Linked DNA regions of Homo sapiens: regions 1 and 2 are each linked to region 3. A link is an interaction called in ENCODE POLR2A ChIA-PET data of the cell type or tissue named here. Cell type or tissue: PC-9. All regions are shown on one strand. Links, peaks and the distances in the headings refer to the core of each region. The heading gives the core; the rest is flanking DNA. Region 1 overlaps UBE2H (ubiquitin conjugating enzyme E2 H). Region 2 overlaps UBE2H (ubiquitin conjugating enzyme E2 H). Region 3 overlaps UBE2H-DT (UBE2H divergent transcript).

Evidence for each region. Peaks named below come from ENCODE experiments on the same cell type or tissue, not always from the same donor. Only the 100,000 strongest peaks of a DNase experiment are listed, where the experiment ranks them.
Region 1: POLR2A ChIA-PET joins it to region 3 with 13 read pairs; 7 of 35 experiments call an interaction of 5 or more read pairs at or near these places.
Region 2: POLR2A ChIA-PET joins it to region 3 with 16 read pairs; 3 of 35 experiments call an interaction of 5 or more read pairs at or near these places.

Annotation. Positions count from the first base shown.
Region 1 is chr7:129,844,870-129,850,553 of GRCh38, reverse strand. All of the region lies in intron 5 of UBE2H (ubiquitin conjugating enzyme E2 H), which reads left to right. Among named protein-coding and RNA genes, the nearest start is that of MIR183, 73 kb to the right of the region's middle. In PC-9, for the core only: no CTCF peak of the experiment used is centred there; DNase peaks (open chromatin) are centred at 4,403 and 4,933; H3K27ac peaks cover 2,500 bases.
Region 2 is chr7:129,863,024-129,868,707 of GRCh38, reverse strand. The region is part of intron 3 of UBE2H (ubiquitin conjugating enzyme E2 H); the gene reads left to right. Among named protein-coding and RNA genes, the nearest start is that of UBE2H, 87 kb to the left of the region's middle. In PC-9, for the core only: no CTCF peak of the experiment used is centred there; DNase peaks (open chromatin) are centred at 3,107 and 3,447; H3K4me3 peaks cover 441 bases; H3K27ac peaks cover 2,500 bases.
Region 3 is chr7:129,966,915-129,972,598 of GRCh38, reverse strand. All of the region lies in intron 1 of UBE2H-DT (UBE2H divergent transcript), which reads right to left. Among named protein-coding and RNA genes, the nearest start is that of UBE2H-DT, 17 kb to the right of the region's middle. RefSeq lists enhancers at 2,945-3,586, 3,587-4,229. In PC-9, for the core only: no CTCF peak of the experiment used is centred there; DNase peaks (open chromatin) are centred at 1,568 and 2,558; H3K4me3 peaks cover 676 bases; H3K27ac peaks cover 2,500 bases.

The DNA.
Region 1 (5,684 bases), core at 3,132-5,631, 120 kb after region 3:
GTGCCACCACGCCAGGCCAGCGCCCTGCATCTTTCATATTGCCCTTTCCCACACAGCACAGGAACACCTGTTTCTAGCTTTGAATACTTAAAAACCAAAATGCTACTACTGAGATTTAAATGTATTTATCATGTATGTTGCAAACATTCTTTGAGTGTTTGAATTCCTACTAATTGTTATTTTTTTCTTTTTTTTTGAGACAAGGTCTTGCCCTGTCACCCAGGCTGGAGTGCAGCGTGGCTCACTGCAGCCTCAACCTTCTGGGCTCAAGTGATCCTCCTGTCTCAGCCTCTCAAATAGCAGAGACTACAGGCATGCACCACCACATCAGGCTAATTTTTTATTTATACTAGAGATGGGGGTGTCACTATGTTGTCCAGGCTGGTCTCGAACCCCTGGGCTCAAGTGATCTGCCCACCTGGGCCTCCCAAAGTGCTAGGATTACAGTCATGGGCCACTGCACCCAGCCACCTTTTTTGAGAGGTGGGAGGAGGGAAGAGTTTGGTGTGTTTTTTAAGCATCCCACTTCTTTTCGGAGGTGTTTTCACCTGTTTCTGTTTTTTTATTTTGTTTTGTTTTGTTGCCTGCATGGCCCTCTTCATTAAGACTTTATCTTTTAAAGATCCCCATGGGCTAATATGAGAAGATATGTGAATCTGCTGAGCTTAGACTTTTTATATATTTTCTCCACACATGAGACCCTCTCAGTCAAGTAATTGTATGAATTCTTTAATATACCTTTTAGTATTTGGTGGCGGGTTATATTATCTTAATTGCAGCTAGTTAGCCTTCAGTAAACTAGGTGCAGCATTGTGAGCCCTGTGGCCAGTTGGGCCTGAGCCACAGCACTGCAGGAAGTCTGGTGGGTTGCTTCAGCTCTCCACCTGTGTGCCCTCAAAACAGGTGGAGAAATGGGCTTTTTGTCACTGAAGTTGAGTTCAAATTAATTGTTTTATTATTTTATTTTATTTTATTTGAGATGGAGTCTTGCTCTGTCACTCAGGCTGGAGTGCAGTGGTGCAATCTTGGCTCACTGCAACCTCTGCCTCCTGGGTTCAAGCGATTCTCCTGCCTCAGCCTCCCAAGTAGCTGGGATTACCGGCGCCCACCACCAAACCCGACTAATTTTTGTATATTTAGTAGAGACAGGATTTCACCATGTTGGCCAGGTTGGTCTTGAACCCCTGACTTCAAGTGATCTGCCCGCCTCAGCCTCCCAAAGTGCTGGGATTACAGGCGTGAGCCACTGCGCCCGGCTCAAATTAGTTATTTTAGAGAATATTACTTTTAATCTCAAAACTGTTTCTTTGAATTCTGCCTGCCTATCCGATTGGTTTTACTGAAGTTTTCCTTGAGGGGCTGTCTGTCATCTTTTAGGGCCCTCTGTTTGCAAGTTTTTTTCAAAAATAACAACTGCTTAGTTGTGTGCAGTGTAGGACTCTTTATAGGTTTTTGACTACTCTTCTTTTCTTGTAGAATTTCACTGTCTTTTAATGTTTACAGACTGCAAGCAGGATAAAATTAAAAATTCAACCATTATTAATATTGCTGCTTTGTAGGAGCTGGTAAAGGAGTAGAAGGTAAAGATCTATTAATTATAGTGTCTAATACACCCTTGAGGAAAATCTGTTAACTCCAAATTATTAAGTACCTAAAGAAATCTGGAGATCTTAATTTATTTGCCCTATTTCAGGCCTTACCAAAAAAAAAAAAAAAAGCTACCTGGTTTTTGTGCATATAGTAGATACCCACCACCACCACCAAAAATAATTGTGGAATGAATGAGATTTCATGGTTGGCTTTATTTTGGGCACATATTGTAAAATTCATGACTTGCGTGGCAGTTCATGACGAATTCAATACAGTTCCTAAAGTCAACCAATGGAATTTTGAAAGGTCAACAGCTGCTTTTCTCTAGTAGTCAAGGATGTGAATAACTTGGGTGAAATTCCCAGGAGTTTCAACTATAATGACCAAAAGTTCAGGGGAAAGAGATCTATGTAAGTCACAGAGGGAATCATCAGTTCTAGACAACAATTGACTTGTGATTTTTGTCCATGTTTTCCTCTAGGTGTGAACAGGATTTTTCTTTCCTTTCCTGTCAGCCCTGTTCCTTATTGAATTACAGAACAGATAAATACCTTAGACAGTAGTGACTATCCCTGTGATTTTCGGCTTGGAAAGCCAGGAGTCCTCCTCCAGAGGGAGAGGGATGATGAAAGAAGTTTGGATAGCATGCTTCTGGAGGATGCAGAATTTTGATTGGCAAATAATCATTGTACATATTCATGGGGTACATAGTGATGTGTTTTTTGTTTTTTGTTTTTGTTTGAGACAGAGTCTTGCTCTGTCGTCCAGGCTGGAGTGCAGCAGCGTGATCTTGGCTTACCGCAGCCTCCACCTCCCGAGTTCAAGCAGTTCTCCAGGTTGCAGAATTTTGATTGAGGGCAAGAGGAACTTATTGTTTGTGGGAAATGACCTAAGTGATTGTTTTAAGGAAACTTTCTCTGATTACAAAGGCGAGAGTATAGAGCCTTTAAGGCCATTTAGTAGATGGCTGCCCTGATCCAGGGCTGGAATGATATATTGGTTTTGACATAGTTACATGCCAGGGGAAATAAAAGAAAAACTAGAGACATTTCTGGGAAACTGAGTGAGTACATGGAAGAAAGGAAGAACACCTAGCCAGATTCCTTCCAGAGGCTTGGAGCCTGAGAGCCAGGGCGTTAGAGTCAACCTACTCCCTTCATTAGGTGAAGGGAATGGGTTTTCAGGAAAATAATCTTAGACATGTAAAGTTTGATAAGACTACAAGACTAGACATATGAAGGACCAGTTATATGGATTTGGTAGTTACCAACATAGACTTCTTATTTTTCTTTCTTTCTTTTTTATTTAAAGAGACTGGGCCTCAGCTGGGCATGGTAGCTCACGCCTGTAATCCCAGCACTGGGAGGCCAAGGCGAAGAGGATCACTTGAGCCTTGGAGTTTGGGACTAGCTTGGGCAACATAGAACTTGTCTCTGGAAAAAAAAAAAGAGAGACTGGGTCTCACTGTGTCATCCAGGCTGGAGTGTAGTAGTTGTGATCATAGCTCACTGTAACTTCAAACTCCTGGGCTCTAGTGATCCTCCCTCCTTAGCCTCCTGAGTAACTGGGATTACAGGTACAAGCCACCACACCCAGTAGACTTATTCCTTTAAAATTGTAGGATGGCCAGGCGCGGTGGCTCATGCCTGTAATCCCAGCACTTTGGGAGTCTGAGGTGGATGGATCACCCTGAGATCAGGAGTTCGAGACCAGCCTGGCCAACATGGCAAAACGCTGTCTCTACTAAAAATACAAAAAATTAGCTGGGCGTGCACCTGTAATCCAGCTACTCTAGAGCTTGAAGCAGGAGAATTGCTTGAACCCAAAAGGCAGAGGTTCCAGTGAGCTGAGATTGTGCCACTACACTCCAGCCTGGGGAGATAGAGCGAGACTCCAGCCTGGGGAGATAGAGCGAGACTCCGTCTCAAAAAATAATAATAATAATAATAATAATAATTATAGGATGACGGCTTCCCGGGGTAACAGTGTACAAAGCTAATTCTTAAAATGCAAATGCCACAGAATTTGAGCCGCTGTGCAGGATGCTGATGTCTTTCCCGATAAGTTTTTTGTTATTTGTTTTTAACAGGATGTTGGGCTTCTGGGGGACAGGTAGTAGAAGGAGAAAGGGGATGGGGTAAGTGGGATTGAGAACGGAAGAATGGCTTTGATGGTTCTTGGCACTTGGCACCACTTGGTGGTGGTTTCTGAGTTACAGCATGTATTTTTCAGTATTAAGTCCGAAAAACAAATGAAGAATATTTAGGTAAAAGTCTCCAAAATGACTGCCTGTGTGCTAATTGTGGTTCCCAGTGAGGCAGAGCATGTCAAGGTTTGGGTATCCACAGGATTTTAACCTGCAGAAAGCAGTGTATATTACATTTTTTTTTTGAGTGGGGGGTGGTAGAGAGAGGGTCTTGCTTTGTCACCCAGGCTGGTATGCAGTGGCATCACAACATACTGCAGCCTCGACCCATCCACCTGCCCCTGACTTGAGCAATCCTCTCACCTCGGCAACTACTGAGCACCTACTCTCCTGAGTAGTTGGAACCACAGGCACATGCCACCATGCCCAATTATTATTATTATTATTATTATTATTATTATTATTATTATTTTGTAGAGACCGGATCTCCCTATGTTGCCCAGGCTGTTATTGAACTCCTGGGCTCAGGCCGTCTTCCTGCCTTGGCCTCCCAAAGTGCTAGGATTACAGACATGAACCACCTTGCCCAGCTTGAAATTTTCCATTTATTTCAAAGGAAATAGAGGAAAAAGAAATAACTTGTGGTCACTGGTTCATAAATAGCCAAGAATAAAACATGAGATGTGTGATTCATCCCCTCTTGTGTTTTCTCCTTCAAGCCCTGCACCATTTCATTGTGAGTCACCTGGAATAGGGCAATTTTACTTTAAGAATTGGTACATTTTTTTCAGTGTAACTCTTTTTAATTAATACATATTCTTTAAGGGATACAGGTAGCTGAAATGTCTACCCTTTGAGGATGTCATATTTGTATTAATAGTTTAGTTCTCTGGTGCAATTTGAAGTATATCTTATAGTCACTTTTAGTAATGTGTGTTACTTCCCTGTAAGGAATAGCAATGTTATACTTCTCCTTTTGCAGTGAAGAAATTGAGATGTAGAAAGGAAGAGACCTGCCCAAGGTCAAAGAGCAAGGCAGTGGAAAGCCTGAGATTAGACTTGTGGTCTTTTAGATTTTTCATCTGTTGTTCACCACTGAGGAGCCAGCTTTCTGTTTGCTGGAGACAGTTCAGCCTAATGGAATTTTCTCTGCCAGATGTCCACATTGTGTTAGGTGATGATTCTAACCATCCTCTAATACCCATTCTCCTCCAAAGTGGCCCTTTAGTTCCCCTCCAGAACAGATCTGCTTTTGACTGCCTGTGGTTTGGCACACCTCTGCCTAGAGATAACAGTGGTAACAGCAGTGTGCAGAAAAGAAAGTGGGAAGGGTCAGGGAATGTCACTAAACCAGAGTCGAGCTGTTAGAGGTGAACATTTTCTTGCAAAAAAGAACCTACGAGCAAATGGCCCTTTCCTTCCCGTCTATTCTTTGGGGATAGGGGATCATGGGCCAGGTAGTATTTCCTGTGCATTTTGCACACAGATGTCTGTATCACACACATACAGATCCCATCCAGTCCTAAACCAGAAGCCCTGGGGTAGGTATGAAGCTGCAACCTTAGGATGCTAAGCAAGTTTTTGGAAAAACTCCACAGGTAATTGTGATGGACAAGCAGGACCTAGACTTAGCCCAGAACCACTGCTCTAGACTAAGTGATGCTACTTTTGATGATAAGTTGTTTATGATTTGGGAGTCTCACTCCATTGCCCAGGCTGGAGTGCAGTGGTACAATCTCAGCTCACTACAACCTCTGCCTCCCAGGTTCAAGCAATTCTCCTGCCTCAGCCTCCCAAGTAGCTGGGATTACAGGTGCCCACCACCACGCCTGGCTAATTTTTTGTATTTTTAGTAGAGACAGGGTTTTGCCACGTTGGCCAGGCTGGTGTGAAACTCCTGACCTCAGGCAGTCCACCTGCCTCGGCCTCCCAAAGTGCTAGGATTACA
Region 2 (5,684 bases), core at 2,004-4,503, 100 kb after region 3:
TAGCTTTCCCACCCCATTCCCCAGGCTGCCACCTCTAAGGATAACCCTGCTTTTGCATATGCTTGTTACTATCAGAGGACTTGTCCATTTCTTTCTTTTTTTTTTTTTTTTTTTTTTTTTTGAGACGGAGTCTCGCTCTGTCGCCCAGGCCGGACTGCGGACTGCAGTGGCGCAATCTCGGCTCACTGCAAGCTCCGCTTCCCGGGTTCACGCCATTCTCCTGCCTCAGCCTCCCGAGTAGCTGGGACTACAGGCGCCCGCCACCGCGCCTGGCTAATTTTTTGTATTTTTAGTAGAGACGGGGTTTCACCTTGTTAGCCAGGATGGTCTCGATCTCCTGACCTCATGATCCACCCGCCTCGGCCTCCCAAAGTGCTGGGATTACAGTCCATTTCTTTCTTGAAGTTGACTTATGCCAGTTTTAATTCTGCCTTTGACAGCTCATTATTATATAATCTTTTCATTTGCTATTTAAAACTTCCATCACACTTGCTGCCTAGGTTAGTTCCTACTCTGTATTGGGTGACCTCTAGCTTTTGAGCTGGTTATTCTGACATCTTTTTGGCATTAAATCTATTTCTTTCCCTTTAGGATTTGGTGTCATAATGAAAACAAGTATTTTTGGCTTCCTTTTTCTTTAAACTGAAATTCTTTTGAAAACAACAAAAGCAATGTCTTAGTTCTTTTTAGAAACCTGTTCACAGTTTGAGATTTGCTTATATTCCTGGTGTTGGTGAAAACTGTGTTGTTAGTGGAAGTTTAGAGATTATGACATCCAATTTGCCTGATTTTAAGGATGGAAAAAAATGAGGCTGAGATGTATGACTACGCACTAGTTGCAGAGTCCATCTTCTGGCTTCCAGTTTAGTGTGTGTGTGCTTGTTTTTTAACTATACCAAATGCAGTCAGGATGTTTTTTTTTTTTAATCTAATTTTTGCTTGCACATCAAGAAAGGATGGTCTTCTTTTTTTTTTTTTTTTTTGGTTTTCTTTTTTTTTTTTTTTTTTATTATACTCTAAGTTTTAGGGTACATGTGCACATTGTGCAGGTTAGTTACATATGTATACATGTGCCATGCTGGTGCGCTGCACCCACTAATGTGTCATCTAGCATTAGGTATATCTCCCAATGCTATCCCTCCCCCCTCCCCCGACCCCACCACAGTCCCCAGAGTGTGATATTCCCCTTCCTGTGTCCATGTGATCTCATTGTTCAATTCCCACCTATGAGTGAGAATATGCGGTGTTTGGTTTTTTGTTCTTGCGATAGTTTACTGAGAATGATGGTTTCCAATTTCATCCATGTCCCTACAAAGGATATGAACTCATCATTTTTTATGGCTGCATAGTATTCCATGGTGTATATGTGCCACATTTTCTTAATCCAGTCTATCATTGTTGGACATTTGGGTTGGTTCCAAGTCTTTGCTATTGTGAATAGTGCCGCAATAAACATACGTGTGCATGTGTAGGATGGTCTTCTTAATAATAAATATGGGGCACATGTTCTCAGGACCTCCTGGGGCTGTGTCACACAAATAATAAATATTAAAAATAAAAATTATAATTGTATTTTCCATTTCTAGTGTGACAGAGTTATGGGAAACATATGTAAATCATAATATCCTCTCATGTTCTTCACACTTGTAAGAGCATTAAGAGATGGACACATAGGGTAAATATTAATCAGTTTTAGGATGAAGACAGTAAGATGAAATTACTTGTTCATTTAACTTATTAAGCTAATTCTAACATTACTGCATGCTTACTGTATGCCAGTTACTGTTCAAATGCTTTACATATATTAACTCATTTAATCTTCACGATTAATGATGTGTAGATACCATTATTTAACCTAGTTTTAGGAATAAGGGAACAGAAAGGCAAAGAGATGAAGTAGATTGCCCCAGAGGCTCACACAGTGGCATTTAGGCATTCTGACTGGAGCCTGGTCCTTTTTAAAAAATGTATTGTTACATCAGTTACACACATTTTTGGGGTACATGTGCTATTTTGGTACATATATGCAATACGTAATGATCAAAACAGGGTAATTGGGATATCTGTCACCTCAAACATTTATCTTTTGGAGCCTGATCTTTTAACTACAACTCTAAGAGTGGTAGAGAATTGTAGTTGGGTCTTGTGAGTTCAAGTCCAATGTATTCTGTACTGTATTGTCTCTGACCATGAAAATAAGTACTGCCTGAACCCAACAGTGTGGTTATATGAACGACCCAGCGATCGAAAGATAAACTATGAAAACAAAACAGAAGTTAGTCTCCCAAAAATGAAACCAAAGGAAAGTAGGCCAGAGGTTTTGATAATCCACTAGGTTGGTAGAAGGGTTATGCTATTGAAGGATAACACTTCACCTTTTCTTAGTTATAAATGACCTTTTCTTATCCATCTAGCCCATTCCTCAGACTCTATATTACCAGAGAGAAAGGAAGAAACAGAAAAGAGGACCCCTTGTTGAGTTTAGATCTCCTGAACACACACAGGATCAGTTCAGAAGTTCCCATGACACAGGGCATTGAGAGTGAGCTCCTTGCCTGGTTCCTCACCCAAGAAGAGACAGGCCCAGGTCCATCTCTCCTGAGTAGGAAAGGCTCAGATTTCTGAAGAGATTTCTACCCGGGCACAGGCTGCCTCAGGTGGGGCCTGGCTGTCTGAGGTTAGATGAAAATCTATCAGATTGTGGACTCCTGCACATAGCTGGCCAATGTCTGTCACTAGTGGAGCTGGCAGCACCCCCCCACCCTTACTCAATTGGAACACCCCTACTCTGGTCACCCTGTGTGCTAGGAACAGAGATCCAAGTTATTACCCTTAAATAATTTATAGTCTGAGATACTGCAAGGGAAGATGAGATTCAGTCTTTAATAAGAATATTTTAAACAATTATACCTACTGAAAAAATAGAATTAATCAGTTTGGTTGTGAACAGTCTACTTTATGTGGGCAGTTGTTCTGAAGATAGACGATCAGAATGACTTAATGTATTCACTTAACTGTTTTCTCACAGGAATTCATAAGCTTATAATGCAATTGCATCAGCCACAGCTGTCTGAACCACCTTAGCCTAGGCTTATTTTATCCCTGGGATGTAGCTGCTGTTTTGGCCTTTGGTGATCTTCACCCGTTTACCGTAGGGTGGATTTACCTTGATTCACAAGTCGTTTGTCTAACCTCTCCTTTTGTCAAGATAATTCTGACAGGTGAAATTTCTGGTGATTGGCCCAAAGTATTTCATCTACCCACAAATTTGATCATTAATATCCTCTCAAATAAAGGGAACAAAGATGGAAAAATAGGTGAAGCTTGGCCTCATTTATTTACATATTGACCCCAATGTCAGAAGTTACTCAGAAGTGTGTGCAACTCTGTATAGACCCCTTCCTGGGACTGGACACAGAGGCTGAAATAAAAACCAGTTTTTCAGCATGACTTAGCACAATGTTATTTATTTTCACTGCCTATTAGCCTATGGGTCATGAGATTTGTTATTCTAGAGCAGTTGAGTATTGGAGTGGAACAAGCAAAAGCAAGGCATATTTTTCTGTTGTAATCTGTACTTTTTATTTTTTAAGATATATAATAATAGTTTTACATTAAGTGTGATTTGGATTCCTTCTCCAGAATTATAAATTACCTAATTCCCTTCTGCTAAAAGACGCAGGACAGAGAAGGGTAAGCATTTTAGCTGGACATTTATTCCTGTTGTACGATCCTCCCCATCCCCTTTAACGAGTGCTAGAACTACGCCAGAGAATAACTGTCCAAAAAACTTAAGGAGTTCTGATTTTAATCTGGTCAAATCACTGAAATATGTTGTTAGAAAATGTCTGGTAGTGGCCGGGCACGGTGGCTCACTCCTGTAATCCCAGCACTTTGGTAGGCTGAGGTGGGTGGATCACGAGGTCAGGAGATCAAGACGATCCTGGCTAACATGGTGAAACCCCATCTCTACTAAAAATACAAAAAAATTAGCTGGGTGTGGTGGTGGGCACCTGTAGTCCCAGCTACTTGAGAGGCTGAGGCAGGAGAATAGCTTGAACCCGTGAGGTGGAGGCTGCAGTGAGCCGAGATCGCCACTGCACTCCAGCCTGAGTGATAGAGTGAGATTCTGTCTCAAAAAAAAAAAAAAAGAAAGAAAAGAAAAAGAAAATGCCTGGTAGTGAATAAAATCTTAAATCATGAAGATTAAAAATAACCTGCTACTTCTACTTATGTTGCCATAAAAGCAGTTTTCAAAATATGTTCTCTTAAAATATCTTGAAAATAGTTCCTGGTCTAATGGAAACAAGTGTTGGGAAAATTCCCTTGTTGCAGACATATTCATTAATGTGATGATAGCATTGCCAAAAGGAAGGAGAACATGCCAGGGCCAACTCAACACAGTCCTGAGAACATTCCTTTTCCGAATTTCTGGCCCGTTCTTTCTCTGTCTCCCCCCTCCTTGTCCAGGAGTTCCATTGTTGGCATCATTATCCAGAATGTAAATGGCTTTGCCAGAAACACTGCCCACAGCTTGTCTAAGAACAAATGTCAAGGAGATATGCTTTTTTCCATGTATTTGCTTTGGATATTTTTCTAACAATTAAGCCTGAGGGCCAGGTGCAGTGGCTCACGCCTGTAATTCCCCACACTTTTGGAGGCTGAGGTGGGTGGATCACTTGAGGTCAGGAGTTCAAGACCAGCCTGGCCAACATGGTGAAACCCTATCTCTACGAAAAAATACAAAAATTAGCTGGTTGTGGTAATCCCAGCTACTTGGGAGGCTGAGGCAGGAGAATCTCTTGAACCCAGGAGGCGGAGGTTGCAGTGAGCAAGGTGCTGCACCACCACACTCCTGCCTGGGTGACGAAGTGACCTTATCTCAAAAAAAAAAAAAAACACCTAGTATTGGAAGAGATCATTTTAGTTTAGAAAGTAGAAAGTTTCTTGATAGAGTTGGTCTGGTTGTGTTCATCCCTCAAAGGCAAGGTTATAAACTGTTTCTGCCTACTTTAGAAGAGTCAGAGGGTTTGTTTTGTGGCTCTTTATGGTATTTTATCATGTTGGTGGTTTTGTATTCTCTAGAAAATTTCTGTACCTAAAAATGCTGCCTTACAGAATTAATTTCCTTTAAGGACTTAACTCTTGGATATTTCCCCATAATTCCTCTGTTCTCAGAGTGCTTGCCATTGTTATTAAATGCTAGATTTTTAGAGCTGATAGGGCCTTCAGAAATAGAGTAAGAGTGGAGATTTGGGAGATCATATAGTTCAACTATTTGTCTTCGTAGGTAAAGAAACAGACCCCACAAGGTGAAGTGACTTGCCCAGGGCCTGCAGTTGATTAGTTGAGGCTAGAACCCATGTCCCTGTTTAGTACTTTGCTTTGTGGTGTGATTCTGCCCTCTGTACTAGTGCTCAGATGGTGTTCTGTACTTAGCAGGGGCACTGGAGACTGAGCTCCAAACCATTTATTACTAAAGCGTATGTTTACCAAGTCCTTTTTGGTTCTGTTATTTATTCCTGTACTCAACTAAGCCAAATCTAGATTTAATTGAAAACTGTATAGACACTGTTAATTCCAAGTGTGCTCTCCAGGTCATGTCCAATGAGGGAGGCACCTTAGTCTTTCAGAGACGTTTTGATAAACATTTAAAGCTTACCATAGTTATTTGCTTGACTTAA
Region 3 (5,684 bases), core at 1,186-3,685:
CCTTTTTTTTTCTTAACTGACTAAGCTCCAAGACCGTTATTTTCTTTCTTTTTTTTTTTTTTTTTGAGAAGGAGTCTCGCTCTGTCATCCAGGCTGGAGTGCAGTGGCGTGATCTCGGCTCACTGCAATCTCCGCCTCCCGGGTTCACGCCATTCTCCTGCCTCAGCCTCCCGAGTAGCTGGGACTACAGGCGCCTGCCACCACGCCTGGATAATTTTTTGTATTTTTAGTAGACGGGGTTTCACCGTGTTAGCCAGGATGGTCTTGATCTCCTGACCTCGTGATCCACCCGCCTCGGCCTCCCAAAGTGCTGGGATTACAGGCATGAGCCACCGCGCCTGGCCTCAAGACCATTATTTTCTTTACATGTTCCAGGTTTTCCCCACTAAGAACATATTCTTTTTTTTTTTTTTTTTTGAGATGGAGTCTTGCTCTGTTGCCTAGGCTGGAGTGCAGTGGCATGATCTTGGGTCACTGCAACCTCCGCCTCCCAGGTTCAAGCAACTCTCCTGCCTCAGCCTCCCAAGTAGCTGGGATTACAGGAGTGTACCACCACGCCCAGCTAATTTTTGTATTTTAGTAGAGACGGGGTTTCACCATGTTGGCCAGGCTGGTCTTGAACTCCTGACCTCAAGTGATCTGCCCACCTTGGCCTCCCAAAGTGCTGGGATTACAGACGTGAGCCACCATGCCCAGCCAGGAACATATTACTTTTCTTTTTTCTTTTTTTTAAGACAGAGTTTCGCTCCTGTTGCCCAGGCTGGAGTGCAATGGCATGATCTCGGCTCACCACAACCTCCACCTCCTGGGTTCAAGTGATTCTCCTGCCTCAGCTTCCCGAGTAGCTGGGATTACAGGCATGCCCCACCATGCCCGGCTAATTTTTTGTATTTTTAGTAGAGATAGGGTTTCTCCATGTTGGTCGGGCTGGTCTCGAACTCCTGACCTCAGGTGATCTGCCTGCCTCGGCCTCCCAAAGTGCTGGGATTACAGGCATGAGCCACCATGCCCGGCTGGAACATATTACTTTTCAAATCAGAAAGGAGGCTGGGCGCGGTGGCTCATGCCTGTAATCCCAGCACTTTGGGCGGATCACCTGAGATCAGCAGTTCAGGACCAGCCTGACCAACATGGTGAAACCCTGTCTCTACCAAAAATACAAAAATTAACTGGGTGTGCTGGCGGGCACCTGTAATCTCAGCTGCTCGGGAGGCTGAGGTAGGAGAATCGCTTGAACTCAGGAGGCGGAGGTTGCAGTGAGCTGAAATAGCGCCACTGCACTCCAGCCTGGGCGACAGAGTGACACTTCGTTTAAAAAAAAATTAAATCAGGAAGGATATTAAAAGTGAAAAATAATTTCAGGTCTACAAGCCACTGTGGTTATTCTATTTGAATTCTAAATGTTCCCTCAGTTTTCCTGCCAATCTTATTCTGTTTCCTTTTGAGGAACTAATAGCTTGTAAGGTAGGGGTGAGCAGTTGGATTTATAAGTGTGGAGAAGCATCCTGGCACCTCTCTGAGAGTTTCCTCCCAAACCAGGCCACCTCCCCAGCCTTGGCTGCCCTCCGAGGGAGTGGCCCACATGCAGGTGAACTTCACACTCCACAGTATCCGGGCAGGAAGCCTTCCATTCCACTGGCCTCTGGAGGAAGCCCGCAGCTCTGAGCCCAGTTGCCAGTGTGGGAGGGAAACTGAGACTGGGAACTCACTGCAGAGCAGACTCCAGGGACTGTCTCACACCTTCCCTACCCTAAAGACAAGCATTTCCAAAAGCTACTGCACCCCTTTTCCTCCCCTTCAGGGTTGGGGAGAGAGATTTGAGAATTGAGGGTAACCCTGGCCGGGCACGGTGGCTCACACCTGTAATCCCAGCACTTTGAGAGGCCGAGGCGGGTAGATCATGAGGTCAGGAGATCAAGACCATCCTGGCTAATACAGTGAAACCCCATCTCTACTAAAAATACAAAAATTAGCTAGGCATGGTGGCAGGTGCCTGTAGTCCCAGCTACTGGGGAGGCTGAGGCAGGAGATTGGTGTGAATCCGGGAGGTGGAGCTTGCAGTGAGCCGAGATCTCGGCACTGCACTCCACTCCAGCCTGGGCAGCAGAGTGAGACTCCGTCTCAAAAAAAAAAAAAAAAAAGGAATTGAGGGTAACCCAGAAGTCAGGAGTTTAACAAGAGAAAATACCAGGCATGACAGACAAGTCCTGGCTAGGTCTTGGCTGGATGGAAGCAGGGAAGCTAACTGGTCATCGCTGGTGGCTGGGACCAGCCTTGTGAGTAACCAAGAGGCCAGGCCAGTGGTTCTGAGACCCTGAGTGTGTTTCAGAAGGTCTCAGATAAAGAATGTGGGAGGTTTACCCCTTCTTTGTGCACTGCTTGAAAATCCCAGGCAAGGAGGTAGCTTAGATAATGTAGCATACACTGAAATTCTTCTGTGCTGAGACACTTATTTCCTGTCTTTATTCAATGCCAGTGAATACCAGAAAGTTTCCTTTTCAGGAGCTTGAAATTCAGGCATCAGGAAGGTGAACAGAGCCGCAAGCAAAGGCACATGGACACGTGTGAATCACACAAGCACTAAAAGCCACCATGGAGTGGAGGAGGGGAAGGTGAGGCCTGGGTGGGGCCTTCTGCAAGAAAACAAGGAATATCTGTTTAGGGATGGGGGTGGGGAGAGAAGGAAAATAGCCTCAGGGGACCAGAAAGTCAAACACTGACTTCAGGAAAGGCAGTGTCTGCACAAACGTTCCTTCTGAGGCAAGAAGATACAGGTAATGGCGGAGCACGGTGGCTCACATCTGTAACCCCAGCACTTTGGGAGGCCAAGGCGGGCAGATCACCTGAGGTCAGGAGTTCAAGACCAGCCTGACCAACATGGAGAAACCCCGTCTCTACTAAAAATACAAAAATTAGCTGGGCGTAGTGGCGCGCCCCTGTAATCCCAACTACTCGAGAGTCTAGGCAGGAGAATGACTTGAACCCGGGAGGCAGAGGTTGCAGTGAGCCGAGATCGCGCCACCGCACTCCAAGAGCAAGACTCCATCTGGAAAAAAAAAAAATTGGTTGGTATCTACATCAAAATGGGCTTTCTATCTTTTCCTCACAGAATTCAACTTACTCTCCCCCGACTCCAGTCTTAGACAACACTACTGGCTACGTGCAGGACAGTCACCCCCTGTTTTCCTGCCAAGGGCTGATGGTCACCCCATGGAGTACTGGAGGTTGGGAGAAGGGTTAGAGTTATCTTTCTAGTACCATTCCCTCCCAGAGAGGAGAGAAGTTTCTACTTAAGAGTGCAAGGTAGAAAAGCAGGAGGGTTTGTAAAGCTCCTACCCTCAAGTAAATGCATAATTTGCCTGTCCTAACGTGGCTTCCTAGAAAACAGAGCTAGAGGCAAAGCCCAAGGGTTAATGTTTCACTGGGGTGGGCTGCAAGCCCAGGGCAGCAAGAGTGAGGAAGAGGGGAAGCTAGGCAGCTGAGGAAGGAACGTGTTCTCATTATGGATGACAGGTCGTTGTGTTTTCATTCATTCGGGGGCCTCCAAGCGTTAGAAGAATCACATGGGGACAAAGCAGCAGCAGAATGAGCCACTGCGGGCTCCTTCCGGCCTCCTCTCTCTTTTCCATAAAAGTCCACCCCACGGTGTTAACTCCCCTTCATGTGCAGGTTGTGTTACTGGGCCCCTCTCAGCAGCTACTGGGGAGCCAGAAGGTCCTGGAGTCCAGTTTGGTGCTGGAGCTGCTGCACCTTGGCCCTCACTCCTAGGGGAGGTTGAGGCAGTGGCTGTGTGAGGAAAGAAGCCATGGCAGTGACAGCTGTGCCTGGAGAGCCACAGAAGGATGCAGCCGGCACTGCCCTCACTACGCGGGAAGCACTGCAAGACTGAGAGACTGAGGCAGGATCAAGGCCTGGGAAGGAGTGGGGCTTAGCAAATCTAAGGAGGTTTATAAACTGGGTCCAGAACATTGACTTAGGGAAAAACTGTTTAGATTCTAAATTTGATGTTCTGAGCAGCCAGATGTATTGTGACTGCAACTTCTGTAAGCACCGGTTTTAAAAAAGCATGTGAATTGAAAGATTTCTTGTGTTCTCTCCTCATGACAAAATGATGCAACTATCTTGGCCGGGTGTGGTGGTTCACACCTGTAATCCCAGCACTTTGGGAGGCCGAGGCAGGTGGATCACTTGAGGTCGGGAGTTTGAGACCAGCCTGGCCAACATGGTAAAACCCCATCTCTACTAACAACACAAAAATTAGCTGGGCATGGTGGCAGACGCCTGTAGTCCCAGCTACTCGGGAGGCTGAGGCAGGAGAATGACTTTGTCTTTAAAAAAAAAAAAAAAAAAAGATAGAAAAAGATGCAACTGTCTGCAAGGCCTAGAGGCCTTCCAAGTTTGCGCTGGGCTTGAAACTATGTAGACGGCCTAGATCACTGGCCCAACCACTGTCCAGGTTTGGAACAGCTTCATTTATTTCTTTATTTTTTTGAGACAGATTTTCACTCTTACTGCCCAGGCTGGAGTGCAATGGTGCAATCTCAGCTCACTGCAACCTCCGCCTCATGGGTTCAAGCGATTCTCCTGCCTTAGCGTCCTGAGTAGTTGAGATTACAGGCATGTACTACCACATCCAGCTAATTGCTAATTTTGTATTTTTAGTAGAGACGGGGTTTTTCCAAGTTGCTCAGGCTGGTCTCAAACTCCTGACGTCAGGTGATCCGTCCGCCTTGGCCTCCCAAAGTGCTGGGATTACAGGTGTGAGCCAACGTGCCCGGCCTGGAACAGCATCATTTTTTTTTTTTTGAGACAGAGTCTCACTCTGTCACCAGGCTGGAGTGCAATAGCGCGATCTTGGCTTGCTGCAACCTCTGCCTCCCGAGTTCAAGTGATTCTCCTGCCTCAGCCTCCCAAGTAGCTGGGACTACAGGCATACGCCACCACGCCCAGTTAATTTTTGTATTTTTAGTAGAGACAGGGTTTCACCATGTTGGCCAGGCTGGTCTCGAACTCCTGACCTCGTGATCCACCTGCCTTGGCCTCACAAAGTGCTGGGATTATAGGCGTGAGCCACCGTGCCTGGCCTAGAACAGCTTCATTTTTAGCCAAACAGAATGTGATAGGAATCAAGCCAATCATCCTACAGTTTGGTAAAATTATCCTTCACCCCTTCCCCTGCTTGACAATACAGAGCTGTCAGCTGAAGGCACGATGGATCCTTTGCTGTGTGACCTCTGGAGGAAGGCCAAAGACATTTACAGGTCAAGCAACCAGAGCACCCTGGAGAAACCAAAAAGGCTTTAGAAACAGCAGGAGAAAGTAAGAAAGAGAGAAACTGAAGGAAGGGAAAGAAATCAGAGTCCTGCTTTCCCACTTTAGCTTTCTTTTCCTTTAGTCAACTAAGCAAATGTATACATCTCACTTTTCCCTAATGCAACCTCATTTCTCCACCAGCAAAATTAGCAGAGGAGTCCTGGCTTGCATTGTCGGGAATAAGAAAACTTTGGAGGGCGGGGTGCGGTGGCTCACTCCTGTAATCCCAGCACTTTGGGATGCCGAGGTGGGCAGATCACCAGAGGCCAGGAGTTCGAGACTAGCCAGGCCAACATGGTGAAACCTCGTCTCTACTAAAAACACAAAAATTAGCCAGGTGTGGTGGCACACGCCTGTAACCCCAGCTACTA